Regions from separate parts of the Mus musculus genome. Here regions 1 and 2 are each linked to region 3. The links are chromatin loops, found by intact Hi-C in ENCODE. Cell type or tissue: left cerebral cortex. All regions are shown on one strand. Links, peaks and the distances in the headings refer to the core of each region. The heading gives the core; the rest is flanking DNA.

Region 1 (4,577 bases), core at 1,026-3,525, 120 kb after region 3:
AATGATAGGGAAGTGTTTCAGGTCAGCGAATGTTCATTCTGTTTGATAGATATTCCTTCTCAAGGTCACCAATGGTTTTGATAGCTGCTGAAGGCCAGGTCCATTAAGGCGTTTCCTGAGGCCCTGATGTATGGAGAAGGAACATAGCTCCTTCTCAACACCAGGACTATGCTCAGCCTAACTAGGAACAGCTTGTGGCCAGGGCTGGGGAGCTTTTCCCTGAGAACCCGATGTGCAAAGAAGAAACACAGCTTCTCATCTAAAACCAGTTATAGGCTTGGCAGAGGCAGTTATGGCCTGGGGCCAGGGACCTGGGGGAGAACACAGATCTTTCCACCCTAAAGGGCTGCCATCCTCAGTCCCAGGGCTGCCGTATACTCTTTTGTGACGCACGCTTTTGAGATACCAGGATTTCTGTTTCTTCAACACTACTTGATTAGCTTCTCACTGACTTCTTCCCATTGTATGTGAGCCCTTTGCTGACATTGTCCCATTTTTAATTTCAAGAAAACTGTATATAAAATGATATATTTCTTAATAAACTTGGCTCTCTCTACCTTTCTCTCTCTCTCTCTCTCTCTCTCTCTCTACCTTTCTCTCTCTCTCTCTCTACCTTTCTCTCTCTCTCTCTCTCTCTCTCATACACACACACACACACACACACACATACACACACACACACACACACACAAATACACACATATTGTCTTGGTCTGAACATAGTGGAGATTCAGGAATGGCTCTCTACTTGGCCAGCCTCAGCTGTGCCCTGGCTCTGGGTGGAACTCAAAGTGCCAGCCCAGACACTGGAGCCTTCCGCCCAGACACTGGAGCCTTCCGCCCAGACACTGGAGCCTTCCGCCCAGACACTGGAGCCTTCCGCCCAGACACTGGAATCCAGCCGTCTGCTCCGAATCCTGCTCATGCCTCTTCAGTTCTTTTCTTCTGAGGTCTCCCTTCTTCCAGCCACTGTCTGCTGCCTTCCTTCTTGAGGTTACTGGGATTTTCAGAAGACGTATTGCTGATGTTTCCCTTCTAGGTAATGAAAGGGGCTGTTCTCCTGTTCCCCGGTGCCTGGGTCTTAATTTGTAAATGCGGCTGATTAACAGTTTCAGGAGGTCGAGCCATCAGTAGGACCTTCTGAAGCTGCTGTGGTTCCTTAGTGTCTTGGCTTCTTCTCTCATTGTAAACAGTCTGACAAAAAGCTATTGAAGGGGGAGGGGCTTATTCCACTCCCCGTTCAAGATGGATAGCCAGTCCATCAAGGTGGGAGAGTCAAGGCGGCAGGAGCTTGAAGCAGCTGGTCACATTTCATCCACACGCAGGAAATAGAGGGGCAACTGCAAACACGGTAGTGCTCAGCTCACTTATCTGCTCCTCGGAGGAACCTATGTGTCAAGACTCAGCAGTGTGTGGGGCCCTGCTGTGCGCATGCTCAGGTTGCTCAAGCTCAGCCACCCCCAGCCAGTGTGGTGCTCAACAGGTGCTGCTTCTGTTTGCTTAAAACATTTCAGGGCGGAACAGAAACACAGCGGCTCAGGCACAGGCTGTCTGCCATTTGTAGTTGAGCGGGAGCCGGGGCTTCCAAACACATCCTTATGCAGAGATCGTGGCATAATTAGTATAATTATTAGGAGGTTAATGAAGCTGGGAGCAGCATATCAAGCACGCATTTAAACAAAACCTTTTTTAAAAAGTGGGTGGAGAAAATTTGCCTGCTCAACTTTCTCTCTCCTCTCTCTTACAATTGGGATTTCAGAGGTTGTAATTGGTATGTGGGAATGAGAACTTAGCAAATGTTCTTGCCAAACTCTGGCTCTTTACTCCCAGGACCATCTGTGGCATCACTCAGCTGGATGATATACATACTTCTCTAGCTGTTCCTTATCTAGCCTGTGGCTAGTGCTGGTAACCCTACTCCCTTAATATGTCTGGACTTGGCCCTCAGTTTTCCCTCCACGATCATTGTTCAAGGTAGAGGGAGCCACGTTCTCCCATGGATGACACCACCTTGCACTAGTTCAAGTCTTCCTCTCAGAGCACCTTTTTCTTAGGCAGGGTACCTTAAGCAGACCCTGAGATAGAGTCCTTATGAGGAAATATTCCCACAGACATCCAGGAGTGGAGAGTGGAGACTGGACTGGGAAGAGAACACGTGGAAAGGTGGTCAGGTAATAGGTTCTATCTTAATCTGCTATACCTGAGGCTCTGGGTGCCACTGTGAACAGCTCAGGTCTTGCTCAGAGTCATTCTTATTTGAACCAGGTGAAGAAGCTGTATGCCGAGGTACAGGCAACATCAATTATAGGCTGGATCGTGCCTTCCGATCCCTGAGCCAAATGACCCAAGCTGCTGTCGGATATTTGAATTTTCAGAGGAAAACACGGCATCAGCTGCCAGACACCCACTCTCAAGACAGTTCCGTTTAAGCATCAGATTGTCCTACATTCCCTTGAATGACGTCACATCTCTGTGATGCTGGGTGTGAAGCAGCAGCTGGGATCAAAAGCCCGGACCTGGTAGAAATCAGCTGGAACAGGGAATGAGGGCAGCCAGCACCCAGTCAGATTCCAAGCAGGGAAGAGTTTAGGCAGTGGCAAACAGGCACGTGCATCCTGTCAATACACAAATGAGGTTATTTATGGGTAAAATTGACATGTTATTTTCTGCCTTCACTTTTATGTATCATTACAAGTGGTGGTTGCAGCATTAGGCTATAAATATTGTTAAAGCTATTTGACCCATGCTACTAAATAGATGCAACTGATAGTTTGGCTTTTTTTTTTTTCCGTTTTGTTTATGTCAAGCTTTTGGCCTTAGAGTGAGTTCTTTGTGAAATGACTAAGACACCTGGGCTTCAGTGAACTGGGAAAGTTTGGGAAGCCCTGGGTAAAGGGCTACCCCGGAGTGGATGTAAGTTTCTAAGCCCTCAGGCTGTCTGTGTCAAGGGCAAAGGGGCCTCCAGAAGCCCCAGGGCAGCCTTCTGGCGAAGAGACCCTGGTGGAGCTGCTGGAAATGAAGACAGCTAGAAGTATGTAGAAACACATACACACACACACACACACACACACACACACACACAAAGAGAGAGAGAGGGAGAGAGAGAGCAAGAGCGAGCCTCTAATGGGAAACATGGAGACAGTACCTACAATATCAGTGTACCCAAGCTGTAAGGTGTGCGTTACAATGGCCTGGAGATCCTGTTCAATGTAGTTCCTACTGAGGGTTCCAGGGACCTGAGTGCCTGTGTTCATATTGCACTCCAGGCTGTTGTCGTGGCCATTGGCTCTGGAGTCTGACAGCTCTGAGCTAACCAGGCCCTTCCCCCACACTTACCTAGTTGCCCTTCCTCCCTCAGTGACTGAGTGCTCTGGACAGTAAGTGTTTTGGATCAATGAACTTAGAGCATGAACATAGGCAGAACAGAGTCTAGAACCATCAGTGGTGTGCCAGCATCCTGGGACTGGGAACTTCCTGGATGGGAAGGTTCTTGGACAGATATGGTGGCCTAAGCCCATTTTACAAACAGGAAAATAGAGGCCTGGGAAGGAACAAAAGCATGAGGCCAGAACTCAGAACACTGGATCCCATACTCAGGACAATGGCCATTTCCTATAGTTGGTGTGTCAGTACAGAGCATCTCGAACCCCAGATATAGAAAGAAGATAGATATGGGCAGTAAAGTCCCCACTAAGATACCAGGAGTTGAAGTTCACAGACGAGTCTGAATAAAATACTGTGTGTGTGGGGGGGGGGGGGCGGGATTACTACGATATTTTAAAGTCACTTTGTCCCAGATGTAAGGCATCTTCCCAGAAGCTGGGCATGAGCAGTCTCCTGCCTTGATGGGCAGGAATCAGGCATTGCTGATGAATGGACCTTGGTGACAAAGTGTGATTTTCCTCCCTGGCTTACCAGCCAGCATGGGATGCTGGCAGCAGTCGACTTCTCAGAGAGACAGAGAAGCTATCTAGGTCTGCTAACTCTCTCAGGCTTCTCCATCCCCATCAAGATCATGAGCTAGAGTTTGGTCTGCATAGGCATGGAGGGGACAGAAGAAAGGAAGCGGGGTCACAGTGCATTCTAGTGACAGAGGATCAATTTGGACCCTGGTGTTTCCTCCCGGGTAGCGAGGTATGTGTGGCATTTCCCATTCCTCTCATTTTACTCCTGGTGGTCAAATGGAGCACCTGGTCTCTTCCCATGTGACCTTATCAGACTTCCCAGTCGAAGAGGTTGGAGTTCACTTCCTTTCCATTGATAGGAGTCCTGGCCAGCACTGTTAGGAAGTTGCCTGTCTTGGCATGGAATCTTGCCATCTCTCATCTACTCTGAAGAATAAGTTTATGATCACCATCCCAGAGGAAGGAAGAGGAGACCCCAGAAATGGACCAAAACAGTCTGGCACGAAACCCACAGTGACCATATCTGCCAATAAAGAGACTTTTGCTGTCATTTCCTGAACTTGTGGGTCTTTTGTTATGTGACATTATGGTCACAATATCTGACAAATGGACTTTGGGGTCTCTAATTAGTTGCTTATATGAATCAGCAGCCAAGGTTTTTCTCATCTGTAA
Region 2 (4,577 bases), core at 1,283-3,782, 290 kb after region 3:
AAGAGAGAAAGGAAGGAAGGAAGGAAGAAAGAAAGAAAGAAAGAAAGAAAGAAAGAAAGAAAGAAAGAAAGAAAGAAAGAAAGAAAGAAAGAAAGAAAGAAAGGAAAAGAAAGAAAGAAAGGCAGGAAGGAAGAAAGGCAGGCAGGCAGGCAGGTAGGGAGGAAGGAAGGAAGAAGACAAATTTACCACTCCTTTTCAGAAAAAATACTTCCAAGATGGGTCCATGGACATAAATGTAAAACCTCAAACTGAAAATAAAAGTCTTAGAAAACATTATAAAAGAAAATTAAAATAATTTAGATGTCTTTCAGTTCAATGATGACATGTTACAACACACCAGAGAAAATTACAAAAAAAAAAGAGTTGATAAGTATAATTTGACAAAAATTTTAATTTCTGATCTGCAAAATATACCTCAAGGAAATAAAGGGGTCTCAAAGGTTGATCATGTCAAATGATGGCAAGATCTTAGGGACCCCAGGTATTCCTAGTCCCTGCTGATGGCAACCCAGTAAGGTTTGGCTACCTTGGAACTCAGCTCAGAAAAGTGAAAACTTCATTCCTTGATAGTTACTCAAAGGGACTGAAAACTTATATCTATATATATGTATAAAAACACCCGAACATGAGTGTTTTTAGAATTTTTATTCAAAATTGCCCAAAATTGGAAGTAACCAAGATGTCCATCAGTTGGTGAATGGATAAGTGAGCTGTGATAAATCTAAGCAATGAAATATTATCCAACAACCAAAAGTAATGTGCTATCAAGCCATGAGAAGACACAGGAAAAACTTAAATTTGTATCACTAACTAGAATAAACTGGTATGGAAAAGCTTGTATGTTTATTATATAATGTCAACTGTATGACATTCTGTAAAAGGCAGTATTATGGGAATGGTCAAAAGATTAGCAGCTACCAGGGGTCAGGGTAGAGGGAAGGATGTTCAGGATGATGAAACTACCTCATAATTCTATAATGACGGACATTGTAAATCTGCTAAACTCAGAGTGAGTGGAGTGAACCCTGTTATAAATTGGAGAGACACCAGATCCATAATTATTAAACACTTTCCACTCTGATGGGACAAGTGATTTCTATCTAGCGATGTTGGGATTCATACAGGTCCAGGAAAGCTGACTCTATTGCCTGTCATTCTGGGATGCTTATCCTGGGTAGACAGGACCTCCATCCGTCAGGTGGAAGCCAAGGTGAGTACCTGGCCAGGGTTGGCCTGATCAGAGCAGTGGTGTCCCTTGCAGTGGCTCTTGGGACAAGGCTTCATTTCTCCTTTTTGTGTGGATGAGAGGACAACCCACTCAGCTGGCCTGGAGAGAAGCCAACCTTAGGGACAAGCGACCAAGAAGATGGCTCTAAACAGCATGCATTTGTACACAGAATCTCTACCTTTTTCCTCAATTTTCCTCGGAGCCTAAAATGCCCTAACAAGCAGTCTCCTTTAAACAAAAGAAAAACAACTGACAAATTACTTGAATATTCAACAAAAGAGAAGTAGTTATGCAAAGAAAACCCAACAGCAAAACATTATGCAACCACGGAACTGACTACAAAGATACTATTTTTGAGGGAAAATGGCTCTGACAGAAAATTATACATTTGGAATGTGCGAGGATGCGCAGATACCAATAGAGAACACCTGAGTGAAGGAATTCAAATGACTGCTGCTTTTCTGGGCTATACTTTTCTTCACCATCTACGATGCTCATATACTACTTTTAATGAGAAGAAAACGATTTGCTGCCTTCCGTGGGCCCTTGAGGAGTTGATTTCCTCAACTCTGCACCCCTCATTAACCAGGTTGAGCTTTAGGAAGCTGGTCCAATGTGCTCCCTCCCAGTCCCTGCCTAACACAGCCCAGCAGGGAAGTCGTCTGGATGAGACTCGAGATCCAATAAAAGCACTACAGCCGTGCCTTCTCCTTGGAGCTTTTGCTACAAATTCTCAACACAGCAGATGAGCAACCTCCCCAAGCCTTTGACTCCTCTGCACTGCCGAGTTCTCTTTGCATGCACATTCTGGATACATGGAAAACATCCAGACTATTACTAACCAGGGCACTCTAGGTGCCTTCGACTGAGCTCCTTGCACTTTTGAGCCCAGGTCCTCACAGGTCACCATAAAAGATGAATACAGATTGAGGATGTTTTCAAGAAACACAACAGCTAGAATGGAAATCTAACACAACTTGCCTTCAACAATAAAGGAAAATTCCGGAGGTGGCAGGCTTTAGGCACAATGTGATCCAATTGTTCTGGATGGCTCAGAGCCCTCGCTTTGTTTTCTCCAAGTTCTTGGCTCTATTTTGTCCTCGGGCTAGCTTATTTCTGGGCCACAGCAACTGAGTAGGCTGCTCTCTCATTCACACAGTGCCCACTCAGAAGAGAGGATGCCTCTCTCAAGAACCCCAGAAGAACCCCTTGCTCTGGCTGGGCCGGGTCTGACTAGACATTCACTGTGAGCTGTGACCTGAGGGGTGGAGGAATGGACAAATCTACACAAGTCAGGTGTCCCAGCAGGCTGGTAGTATAGTCACTTTCCTCCAGAGTCATGTGGGTTCCAAGACAGAAGTTACCACCTCCACTTAGAGGAAACTGGAACCAGAGGAGGCTCCCACACATGTCCATCATGGCAATGCTGTTCTGTGAAACTGCTCCTTTGCAAATGTAGACAAAGAGTTGTTTTTGCCAGCATTAACAGCCAGACTTTTTACTCAGAAAATGCTTATCATCAACTTACAGATCTAGTTACATGGAGCATTTTAATATTCGTAATTGAATTTTTATATAAAAACATTTCTTATTTCATTGTTTCTGGCACTTCAAGGAAATGAATATCTCAAGAATATTGATTCAAAATACTTCAATAGCCCAAGAAAATAAAGATTAGGAAACTAATTATAGCTTTTCCTTTTGAAAAGAAAAGATGAGTTTAATAAACAGGCCAATGAAATCGATGTATGAAGATGGACTCCCTCCTGGAGGCCTTATTAGCATTTTCTAAGTTCTCCCCTGTGCCCTGAATGTCCTTTCTCTTTCCCATCCACTGAAAATCACCTCTCATGTCAGCAGCCCCTTCACATAGCCTCTTTTCGGGTCATCCCCACTGTTCTCTCTACTGCTGTACCCCTTAGTCTCTCCTGTGAGTGTACACTGGTCCTGGTACTCTCTCTCTGCCTCAAAGAATGTTCACTACCACCTTGTCTGCTACACCATAAAACATTGTCATTTCATAGAGGAAGGATTCAGACAAGGGAGGATGCTAATCAGGGAGAAGTCCCTCGAGAATGACCAAGGGATTTTCAAACCCAATTCCCAGCAAATCCTACCACATCAAGTGGTCTCCAGTGAACAATATTCTGCAGAAATTGGAGGATAAGAGCTGTGATCCAGGCGGGTACTCACTGGGTAGAAGAAGAGGAAGAAAAAGAGTCAGGGATGAAAGTAGAACAAAGCAACAAGGAAACCCAGATCCTGCCAGGAATCCCTGGGTGGGGTTTAGAGATGGGTTTGGGGTTTCTATCCATAACAGGAACCCTGAACAACTGGTCCCTCATACCTTGAAGTCTCATGTGATGGAATAGACACCCAAGAAGTAATTAGACACCTGAAAAGTAGGTTGTCATTTGGTTATAAAGGGTCATAGAGAATTTTAATTCTCTCTCTCTCTTTACCCCATCTCCATCCCTCCCTCCCATCTCTTCCTCCCTTGATCTTTCCACCCCCTTTCCTTTCTTTCTTCCTTTCATCTCCCCTTTCTTCCTCTCTCTACCCCACAAATAAGCTAAGGAAAGGCCACCCTCCTCGGTTACCCTGGTTCTCCCACCTCTTCTGGCCTTCTGAAAGCTGGTAACTGTATGCTGCTGCCAATCCAGTGTACCAGCAGTTCCTTGGACATTTATATCAAGGACCAGCCAAGCTCACTCATCTAAATGCCTTCCATACCTACGTTTGTGCCGGAAAGGCAGAGCCTGGCATTGCAACAGACAATAGGCGATCCATAATCCCAAGAGCATTTACTCTTACCCACTGCAAAAGGTTACTTACCCTCTTCAGCCTTGGCACTCTTCGGAGAGAGAGTTGACTACCCCAGTGACCTTTCTGCCTCTCCCTGACGTCTCCAAGGACGACCCCAGTGTGGCTTCCCAGGTTCGCCTTGTATACAGTGTTTCCACCAACGAAGCACCAGTTTAAGAGACTCTCACCTGGACATTAACTCACCTTGCCCTGAAATGCTGACAGGACTTAGACATCCTGGTCCCATAAATCATTCCCCTAACAAAACACAAAATCATCCTTCAGATACCCTTTCACTCAAAGTGTTTGTCCACTGCTAGCTGATCTGACCCAGCTCTTACAAAACTCCTGGACACCCCCCCCACCCCACCCCCCCACACACACTCTGACCACCAAAAGAAGCCACCAGCTTTGGGAAACTCATTTGAAAATTGAAAAAAAAAATGCTGACAGCATCGCTCCTCTTTCTGAGTGCTTTCTCTTCTTACAGAATAAGACAGAAAGTTGAAGCTGCTATTCAGACGAGAAAATTCCCTTTTGTAGT
Region 3 (4,577 bases), core at 989-3,488:
TCTGGGTCTTCTCTTTTACAGGGGCCTCAAGACTACACAGGTACTTCTGGAGAATCCGGAAGAATCAGTGGTCCCTGACTCAAGTCCCTCAATGTCTTCCAGGTGAGGAGACCCAGCCACAGTGCTGGGATTAGGACATGGGTGTCTTGAGAAGCTGCTCTCTGGCTCACCATACACGCAGAGGAATTTCTTCTGGCTTTCCTTCAGCATGGTGCCAGAAGGCAGAATGATGTAATGGCAGAGGTAGACTTTTGCAGCAAAGACTAAGTAACCCTGCCTCATCGATAGGGCTTTCTATAGGAGAGTGGGGCTTAGGAAGGAACACTCCTGCTCTCTTAGGCTCTGTAAGCAGGGGATGAATTTTGCTTGAGTGGTCCAGCAAGATATTCTGTGTGGAGTGGGATTCTAGACTAACTAGCCCCAGTGATCTTGTCCAATTTTAGGTCTATTACCTTCACACCAGTCTTTAAGGATGCCATTCCAGTTGTCTGCTTCATGACCTAGGTTATAATTCCACAAGGTACAGGAATATCTAGGGCTGAGGCGTCATTCCCTGCAGGCCCCTGTGGTGCTTTGCTCAGCTGAGGTACAGGTCAGCTACAGTTCCTGAAAGTTAACACCACCAGGAACAGCCAAAAAGAAATGGATGGATATATAACCAAGTCCCTCATTCCACTGGCACAGCCCCAGTCACAGTCCCATCTTCGTGCTGAGGCCTTGAGAACAGGCTCCACCTCTCAGCTGTTGCTCCCAGAGCTACACGATGATGGGGAGAGAGAGGCTTTTGTCACACGTTTCATCAGGAGTCACGTACTTATTACTGACATTCATTTTGCCTTGACTCTCAGCACGCAGCTTGTGAACAGCAGGCTGCTCTGTTGCTCCTAAGGTTTCTTAGCCTGTCCATCTACACTAGGGCTGGGGCACTTGTGATCAGCAGTTCAGTTGTTGCCTGCTGCAAACCTTCCTTCTTTTTTAGCCCCAAGAAAAGCCAAGCATATGAGGTCATATGGTGGTAGGTAAGAGTATTCCTTTTGTCATATGTGCTTTGTGAGCTTTGTCTGTGACCTCAGGGTCAGTCCTGGGGTCTGGCCCAGCACCTCAGTGTTTGTGATGTCATAGATAGATGCCTGCCCCTTCTCTTTGTGGGCATGTAGTCTTTCTTTGATCGCAGCCTCTTTATACCCACAGATTCCCCCAAGTTAACAACTCGTTGAGTGTTTACTCTGGGGACTTCTTGTTTGGGCTCATCTTCAGCTACCTCGAATATGTGGAATGATTTCAGGCTAAGATGGATCCAACCAACTTTCATCCATGCACCCTGTTCTGGGTGAGGGTCTGTGGGTTTCCAGCCCTAACGTCTTCCAGCAAACAGCATTAAGTCTCCCTGTTTCCTTGCTCTCCACCAATTTCATTGGCTTTCAACTTTTTCTCTTTATTTAATTTTCCTGTCCTAGGGCTGAGACAGTAAGGAACATTGCAAGCTACCATTAGATTTCTGTTTTTCCTCATGACTCTCCTCTGGCATCCTTAAGCAGCACTGGGCAAGAAGAGCCAGTGGACCAGCTCTGCCAGGATCTATCCACCTTCCCATCTCATAGCCCAATCTCCATCTCAGAAGCCAAGAAATCCATGCCTGTTTCCTCTGGTATCAACCATTCACGGTTAGATGCAAACAGTGACCCCATTTCTCAGTTCTATATGGGGGTAGGTAAGGAGAGTAGAAAGCCGGTTGTCTTGTCTAAGACCCCTGCTTCCCTCCACAGGAATCCTCCTGCCAGCCCTTGGTGGTGTAAATGGCAGATGGGAACAGATGACTGTGGCCTCTCAGCATCCTGCCTTCCTGTGGTCCTGGGGCAAGTCCAGCGTCAGAGGGAGAACAGGTCAGAGTGGCCATAGAACCTTTCAGAAATAGCTGGGCCTGGCAGAGGGCAAGCACTCACTAGAGCTCAGCCAGTCTGAGTCCAGCAACCTCCTCCGCCTTGGAATGAGAGCAGGTTCTAAATCCTCGTCTCCGTTGCTGCCTGCTCGGCTTGGGGCCCACAGCAGATGGTGAGGTGGGCCCCACTGGGTCTGGAGCGTGGGTTTTGAGAGTGCTAATGTTTCTCAGATCTCCTTTGTAGATCATCAACTGTGACAACAGTACAGCTTGGGCCAGGAAGTGAAAAGGCACTGCTTGTGGCAGGAGGGGCTGCTTCTTAATTAAGGCACCTCCTCAGCCTGCTGATGACAGCCGTGGGTTGGAAAGAGTCTATGCACCTGCCTATGACCAGGAGGCTGGGGATACTCTAGGACCACGTCCAAGTGGGGTCCAGCCCCTGCATCAGAATAAGAGGAGAAATGGCATCTTTTCCTTACTGAGCATTGCTTATACTTCTATCCAATATGGCACACTCTCATTTCTGTCTATCCCGTTGGTTATGTGTCTCTAAAAAGTCATTTTTAATACACTTATAACAGGAGAGTGCTTTAAAAAATCTATACATGTGTAATAAGCAATAGTCAGAAAGTGGAACTCAGAACTTGTACATCAACTTGTACATTTGATGCTGATGTGAAGCTCATTTAGCAGATGAGAAAGTTAAGGCAAGAGGCTGAAGCCCATAGAGCTGGCCACAGAGTGAGTTAGATCTCAAGGTTACTATTGGGCAAATCTGCATCCCAAGCCTCAGTCCATTATGAAGAACAGGGCAGGTCTGTGTACCTCAGAAGATCCCAGTGAAGACAAAGGAAAATGACATGGACAGCAATTCACAGCCAGGAACCGGCCATGTAGTGATGGTGTCAGGACTATTTGCATGCCTATGTGAATTGTGTTATGTGTTAATTTCGGTAGGATATACCACCAAATGTTATTTGGCCAGACATTACTGGCAACATTTCAGTTTTTTTAACATGAAAAAGCAACATTTAAACAAGTAGATTTTGAGTAGAGGTGATTGATTCCCCTCTATGAATAACATGGGTGGGCCTTATCCAGTCAGTTGATGGCTTCAAAGCAAAAAGACAGCTCCCCCACAAGTGGATGGAATTCTGATAACAGATCACATCTACACTCAACTACAGCCCGCCCTGGGATTTAGGCCTGCCAATTTGCCCTGTAGACTATGGGCTTATCAAGTCTCCATCCATGGTCAAGTGAACTGATTCATTAGACTCCATAAGTCTCTGCTCCCTCCCTCCCTTCCTCTCTCTCTCCCTCTCTTCCTCCCCCTCACCCCCTCTCCCCCTCTGATTTCTGTCTTATTAGTTACTGTCTCAGAAGAACATTTGCTGATACATGTACTAGTACAGGAATACTTTAATAATGTGTAGTTCTATTAATGTGGAATAATATGCAACAATCAAGAAGGAGAACTTATATCCATTTTGTTTTGTTTTTAAGAAAAGACTTGTTATTTCCTGTTTGCATGTGTGTTTCTCTGTGAGTGGAGAGGTTGGAAGGTGCACACATGAAGAAGGATGAGGAAGCAGGGGTGTCCTTAGGACCAGGGAGGGTGCTTGGCTCCTTTATTTCTTTACCATGAGATTTTAGGACACACTACTGTTGCCGTTATAGTGATGTTAAAGAAGACAAATTTGATAAGAGATTGTTAGTTGTGGATCTTCCTTCTCCCCCCAGTGTTCACAGGCAGGAGGTATAGGACAACAGAAACTTGCCCCAGTCTCTGTTTTATTGTGGTTTTTATGGTGATGTCCTGAACCTACTCATATTCCAATGTTCTTGCCTGCTCAGACCCTGGCCAAGAGGGTTTTAAAGGCATTAGCCTCCATCCCCTGGAGGTCTGTCTGGCATCTGGGTAACCTTAGTTGTCCATTGGGATATCTAAGGGAGGGAAAGCATGGGCTCCACTGCTGGAGGGCACCAACCTGCAAGCCCTGTGTTCCAAAGCTTGGAAATGTCAGCGCAGAGAGTCCATTGGGCCAGCCGCTGTCCCAGGTGCTGAAAAGCCAACCGCGGCTGAATTTTCACTTAACCATCAGCTGTGACCAAAAGTTGGCGAGACAGAAGCTGCATGTTTGGGAAGTTTAGGAGAACAAGATTCAGGTCAGAATGCCTTGAATTTGGCCACAGGACCAATGTGACATCACCCGGAAAATGTCAAGCAGCTTGAACCCCTGGGTCTCCATCCTTTCATAGGGTCAGCTGCTGACAATTGGAATTGACTGTTGATTTGACTGACTCAGCTGAATCAATGCATCACTTGATGTTGCTGCCAAGAGCAATCTCAACCTCCACTTCTACAGAGGGCAGGGTCCTTACCCCCAGAGAGCATGCAGGATGCCAAAGGGAAGCGAGAACCCCTAGTTCCTCCAAAGCCAGCTTCCTTACAGCCTGTCCATCAACACACATTTACCTGAAAGGCACTCACTGTTGGCAATCCCAGAGGCAGCCCTGCTCAGCAGCCAGAAATGGATGGGAATCACACATTTCAGGCAAGCAGAGGATGTTACCTATAGCACAAGAAAGGGACTCTGTGTAGAACACACTTCAGAATGCTCCACAGGGAATGATAATGCTGGTACCTGAGTTCAAATACTTGCATTGTTTTTAGAGTCATAGTTGGAAAATTCTC

The links. Peaks named below come from ENCODE experiments on the same cell type or tissue, not always from the same donor. Only the 100,000 strongest peaks of a DNase experiment are listed, where the experiment ranks them.
Region 1: it touches region 3 in a loop (2.5-fold over the local background); 2 of 42 quality-filtered maps call a loop at or near these places.
Region 2: it touches region 3 in a loop (2.7-fold over the local background); 2 of 42 quality-filtered maps call a loop at or near these places.

What each region holds. Positions count from the first base shown.
Region 1 is chr11:71,817,956-71,822,532 of GRCm38, reverse strand. It overlaps Gm34127 (a long non-coding RNA gene), which reads left to right and starts at 816. Exons shown (of 2, transcript XR_388818.1): 1 at 816-1,039; 2 at 4,265-4,455. In left cerebral cortex, for the core only: no CTCF peak of the experiment used is centred there; DNase peaks (open chromatin) are centred at 1,508, 1,793 and 2,439.
Region 2 is chr11:71,649,968-71,654,544 of GRCm38, reverse strand. Gm33964 (a long non-coding RNA gene) reads right to left here and starts at 4,526. Exons shown (of 4, transcript XR_879992.2): 1 at 4,064-4,526; 2 at 3,346-3,420. In left cerebral cortex, for the core only: no CTCF peak of the experiment used is centred there; DNase peaks (open chromatin) are centred at 1,578, 1,981, 2,347 and 2,566; H3K27ac peaks cover 1,941 bases.
Region 3 is chr11:71,936,660-71,941,236 of GRCm38, reverse strand. 4930401O10Rik (RIKEN cDNA 4930401O10 gene) reads left to right here and starts at 1,115. Exons shown (of 5, transcript NR_045942.1): 1 at 1,115-1,330; 2 at 1,458-1,664; 3 at 1,767-1,883. In left cerebral cortex, for the core only: no CTCF peak of the experiment used is centred there; a DNase peak (open chromatin) is centred at 2,063.